2 separate regions of the Homo sapiens genome follow, and region 2 is linked to region 1. Evidence: read pairs that join two places in POLR2A ChIA-PET (ENCODE). Cell type or tissue: PC-3. All regions are shown on one strand. Links, peaks and the distances in the headings refer to the core of each region. The heading gives the core; the rest is flanking DNA. Region 1 has its middle 25 kb from the start of CMAS. Region 2 overlaps ABCC9 (ATP binding cassette subfamily C member 9).

Region 1 (2,927 bases), core at 284-2,783:
GAGTACCTGTAGGAAGCATTTGTTCTGGTGTCATATTTTATATGTCTGGTACCTTAGTCGCCATGATTCTTATTCTAAATCTATTTTGAACCTTTTGGGTTCTAGCACTAAGCATCTTAATGGTTCTTCTAATAGCCTGGACTGTTTCTCTGGCTACCTACATTGTAACCTGCTACTTTCTTTTGGGTCTGTGTTAAATTAATTCATAGGCATTTTATTTTCAGAAAATTTGGAAAGAAGCCTTCCCCGGAGATGACTACAAAACGTCATTATTGCATTATGCTCAATTCCTGAATGACATGACAGATTTTGTAACATTGTTCACTTTGCTAAGTAAACAAAATTGCGTAAATGTTACTTTTACCTTTGTTGTCTCCTTTTGATTTGATCTTTCAATCACAAATACTCTTTTGTAGACCTCACACAGTGTTGGGGGGTTATATCCTATGAGGTTTCAAATGAACAAAGAATTTTTATCATAACTTTTACTTTCATATAAAAGGTTACGAATTGAAGATGAAAAATAGCTCAGTAACCTGGAAAATGATTTTATTTATTTAAAAGAGATCAGTTTGGAAGTGCTGAAGAAGTAACCTTTCAAATTTAAAGAGATCCCTTAGGAAATGCAATAGAATAGCATATAGACTGAAACATTTCACTAAATAAATACAAATATATAATTTTATAAATATATGTGACCATACATGTATATATGTGTGTGAGTGTACACAGTTTTGAAATGAGGACGTTTACATTCCAAGCTGTGTGATGACAATAGGTGGTAAACAAGTCAGTTTGATTTGAGTAACTTGCTTATAGGCAGATGAATTATAACTTTTTAAGGTTCAATCAAATCAACATTTATTAAGCTCATGTTATGTAGAAGACACTAGCGTGAATAAGAGACAGTTTCTCTACTAAAGGAATTATTGAAGGGCATTATACAAACAGATTTAACAGAAGATAAGCGGAGAAACCTAAGTACCAAAAGACGAATAATAGAGTTTGGCTGTTTAAAGGGAGAAACAAATTACATCGAGTTCAGAGAAATTACATCAAGTTTGGAGGATCAGAAAAGACTTCAAGGATTATATGGGCTTTTGAAATAAGCCCTACAAAGATATGGGAATTTTAACAGATATTGATGGGATGGGACAGGAAAATTTATGCTATCAGATACTACAGGTGGTTTTATTTCTCTCTCATCACTACCCTTTTCTCTCTCTGGCCCTCTTCCTTCAAGGCCTCTTTTTCTTTGCCTACTAAGTGAATTTGAGGACACAGTGAATTTGAGAGTTCATCTTTCTTTTTAACACAATGGAGTATTACTATGGGCCGAAGAATAACTGGTTAAAATAAAATGAAAACCTGCTGAGACCTTCTGCATATATACTTTCTGTCTTTGTTTCCTCCTTGCCATTTCTATTCCTATGATTCACACTTCGTTTCATGGCACCAAGGTTTGCTCACCACTGCACACCCAGAGCTTGCATGTGTCACCACTGCACACCCAGAGCCTGCATGTGTCACCATTGCACACCCAGAGCCTGCATGTAGCAGGAATTCAATAAATATTTGCTGAATGACTAAACAAATGCAAGTATAGAGGCGAGGAAGGAACAGAGGAAAGCCTAAAGGTTTTTTGTTTGTTTGTTTTGAGACAAGAGTCTCGCTCTGTCGCCCAGGCTGGAGTGCTGCAGCATGATTTTGGCTCACTGTAACCTCCATCTCCTGGGTTCAGGTGATTTTCCTTCCTCAGCTTCTGGAGTAGCCAGGATTACAGACAGGCACCACCATACCTGGCTAATTTTTCTATTAGTAGAGACGGGGTTTCACCATGTTGGCCAGACTGGTCTTGAACTCCTGACCTCAAGCGATCTGTCTGCCTCAGCCTCCCAAAGTGCTAGGACTACAGGCATGAGCCACCGCGTTCAGCTGCATAAAGATATTTTACTAACTTCACATCTTTAATGTTTACCAGTTATTCTGTAAACTTATTGTAGAATAATTAGAATGTTGACAGGTAAAATGACACTTAACTTGGTTGTAGATGCAGAGCACTTAAAACCCAAAGAAAAATAAAAGAGCCAAACAATGACCTTGTATTATGAAAACACAAAGGTTTATATCCTAGTAGTTTAAAAATTAAAGTCATCTTATCAAACAAAATATCTTTGTGTAATTTTAAAGGGAATTTTAAAAAGGGAGCATAAGGTGAGAAAATGTTGAATATAAAATTTTGTTAAAGCTTGTGAATATCTGAAATTAGGTGATAATATTTGAATCCAGGTCAGGTTGTTGTCTATCAAAGATGTGACAAGTCTGTGCAACATACAGACATTAGTTAATAGAAATTTAGTCCTTACTCTTCTCAATGTGCCAAAGTCCACAGGCCCCCACAGAACTCCCCCTATTCAACAATTTCCTATTAAAAATGGCTGTTGGTGTTCCATACCCTAACTTCATAGAACATATTTATTCCTTATTGCAATTTTTTTCTGCTAGTTTACATATTTTCTATTTACATTGCTAAAACCCCATACAGCTTTTAATTTCTTTCACTGTATTTAATTGAATTGCTTGTCCTATTTAATCGTGCTTTATAATTATGTAGTTGAATCTACTAAGCAAGGTATATTTAAGGAAGCCTTGTTTCAATTTTTTTTTTCTCTGCTCGAGTCTCCTTATCCTTCTATGGGATACCACTTAACACACATATAACTATATATACTTATGTATTTATATAACTATATATAGATAATTGACCCTTGCACAATGTGGGGGTTAGGAATGCAGATCCCCCATGCAGTGAGAAATCCAAGCATAATTTTTGTCTCCTTCAAAACTTAATTACTAATAGCCTACTGTTGACCAGAAGCCTTAAACCATCAAGAACACAGATGGTTGATTAACACATATTTTGTATA
Region 2 (2,927 bases), core at 420-2,919, 140 kb after region 1:
AGGCAGGAGGGAATGGAAGTGTAAATGGCAGCAGGAGAAATTAACTTTAGCCTTCCTCCTCTTCTATCTTTCTTGTATGGATGTTGTTCCTTCTTTTACTTCAATGTAGCACCAAATCAGAAGGTGACATTGCATTCTTTTAGTTCTTTCCTGCTACTTTCAGACCATAACCTTTCCCTGTCACACTCATAAAGCTATGGTATTTTCTACCTGTTTTCACATCTATTATCAGAGGACCTCATAATCACTCTTCCACCTTCACTGTAGATGTGAGTATGTTTCCTAGTCCACCGTTCTGTCTTTGTATGTGCCACACATAGTTAGGATTTAAACTTCCAAGGGCACAGTCTATCCAGTATCCCAGCCTGAAAATCCCCTAATCTACTGTCACTCCATTTACACAACCTCACCTGTATCACTGTGTCACCTTCTCCACAGCATTCAGCAGCCTGGTTATACATGTGTAGAAGGCATGAGGTTGGATTGCTGCAGAAAGGTACTAAAGGATTTTTAGCATTCTTCATCATATCACGAATTGAAAGACCCTCCTTTCACTTTCACTCTTTTTAATTTTTCATTTATACCACTGAATAGCCATAACTCTAAATCAGAATTTCACCATTGTGTGTTCTACCTTGGGTTGAGTCTTTTAGCACTTACAAATTTTTATTTTAATTAGAAATTATTCATTGATACCACACATATAATTTAATTTCACACTCATATAATTTGGATTCACACTTGGTCACCACCTGGAACTGCATCCCCTCTATCTTACTCTATTAGACTAGTCAGTCACTGACAACAAAATCCTGGTACCCAAGTTTTCTCAAGCCTTTAATTTCACGGTCATTGTTTTTTTTTTAACACCATTGAAACCTTCAATATCTTGAACTCCTTCTTTTTCTCCCAGTCCTTTAGTACCTTTCTGCAGCAATCCAACCTTATGCCTTCTACACATCTATAACCAGGCTGCTGAGTGCTATGGAGAAGGTGACACAATGATATAGGCCAGCATGGCCACAGAGTTATTATCTCCAACCTCAGCTGACTCCCCTCCCCCAATAGCTATCTGCCATCCTTTTACATGTCTCTTAGCAGCATTATTTTCCAAACCTACAGTAGCTATGCAGCTGTCACCACTCTATTCCCACCTCCTTCTCTCTCCTTTTGTCTCCTCTTTCTCCAGATCACCTTAGCTCCCAATTTGCTGAGAACATCAACGGTGTCATGTAGGGTCTCTCTTAGTTTCATGCTGGCCCTTGTCCACAAGCATCTATTTTTGTGCCTCTTTTAGCCTCCTCACCTACCCTAGGAGAGAAAATGGAATCTTCAGCCTCTGAGGCTGTATAATTTCTTTGCATGCCATTTGTCATTTAACCATAATGACAGCCCCAGCCACCTCTGCCCCAGCTAGCTCTATTCATCATTTCCTCTGACATATTTTACGGTTTTTTTGATCTTCAGCCTATTCTCACTATAGTTCTTTACCTACAAATGCTTTCATTGACATTCAGTATATTTTACAAAACTAGTTAAAAGGCCTCTTTTTCCAAAAAGTTTTTTGACTCATCCCAGATGTAAATGATTTTCTTTATGAGCTGCTGTTGTACTTAGTGTCTGTGTGTCCCCTCTCTTTGGTACTGAGCCCATAATGTCGTGTCTTGTACTCACTTCTTTCCATGGTTTACTTACTCAACTGATTGCAAGCTTCAAGAGAGCAGGGAGGATGCATTATGCCTTCTTTGTAATCTATGCCAGCCTAACACAGTCCCTCAAACAGAGTGAGGATGATCAGCCATATTTACAAAGCAATCAGTAATTCGAATCCAGCCCTTCCATGCGACCCTCCTTCCATGACTAATTTCACACATAACTGTGTGATGGATATTACTAAATGTTGTGCCATATATATCACAAGCTACAGAAAACCTGCATGGACAAACATAAGCTAGCCTTTTCAAGCAGTTTTTCACTCTTTAAGTTATTCATTTTATGAAGGGTTTTGGGGGTTATATGTAGTTATAATTCAGATATCACAAATCCATTCTGCAAAATTCCTAAACAACAGTGTGCTTAGAAATTTCATTTATGGTTTTGAAATAAAACATTAGTTTATGAGCAAAGTGTATCTTCAATTTCTCCTGATTTTTAGGAGCCTTTCCTCCCCTCATCTGTGTCTACTTCATCCTTCTAATTCCTGGGTTCTGTTACTGTTTTATTTCCTATTTGTATAACTGGTAAAACTATTAAGTCCACTTGAAGCTTGTTAAAACAAATAGATTGTGTGGGATGAATAGAAGGTATTGTGATTTTTCCTGATTATTGACGTTTATACCACAAGCAATGTTGCCTCACTTCTTTTATTATTCTTTACTCTTTTTTTTTAACTTCAGTGAATAGTTGGCCTACACAGTTCAGGAAACTCATTGATTACAAAATTTTCCTCCTCAGTTAATGAAGTCATTTTGCTGGAATAATTTGTGGTTATTTCTCTGCTTTATTTTAATCACTAGGATTTGGGGAATTGTCTGGCAGTGAGAAAATAATTAATGTAGAGATTTCATTGGGAAATGTTTGGGATAATTGTCTTTTAAGAATGTCCATATGTAAACTATCTGGTAATCCCAAATTTTCAGAGATTTTAGCATTCTTCATAATATCGCAAATTTAAAGACCCTCCTTTCACTTTCATTCTTTCTAATTTTTCATTTATACCACTAAATAGCCGTAACTCTAAATCAGAATTTCACCGTTGTGTGTTCTACCTTGGGTTGAGTCTTTTAGTACTTACAAGTTTTTATTTTATTTTATTTTATTTTTCCAAGATGGAGTCTCGCTCTGTCACCCAGGCTGGAGTGCAGTGGCGCGATCTCGGCTCACTGCAGCCTCAGCCTCCCGAGTAGCTGGGACTACAGGCGCCTGCC

The links. ChIA-PET counts read pairs that join two places held together with the same protein. Peaks named below come from ENCODE experiments on the same cell type or tissue, not always from the same donor. Only the 100,000 strongest peaks of a DNase experiment are listed, where the experiment ranks them.
Region 2: POLR2A ChIA-PET joins it to region 1 with 5 read pairs; 2 of 35 experiments call an interaction of 5 or more read pairs at or near these places.

What each region holds. Positions count from the first base shown.
Region 1 is chr12:22,019,970-22,022,896 of GRCh38, reverse strand. No RefSeq gene overlaps it. Among named protein-coding and RNA genes, the nearest start is that of CMAS, 25 kb to the left of the region's middle. In PC-3, for the core only: no CTCF peak of the experiment used is centred there; a DNase peak (open chromatin) is centred at 1,526; H3K27ac peaks cover 751 bases.
Region 2 is chr12:21,875,950-21,878,876 of GRCh38, reverse strand. All of the region lies in intron 16 of ABCC9 (ATP binding cassette subfamily C member 9), which reads left to right. Among named protein-coding and RNA genes, the nearest start is that of ABCC9, 64 kb to the left of the region's middle. In PC-3, for the core only: no CTCF peak of the experiment used is centred there; no DNase peak of the experiment used is centred there.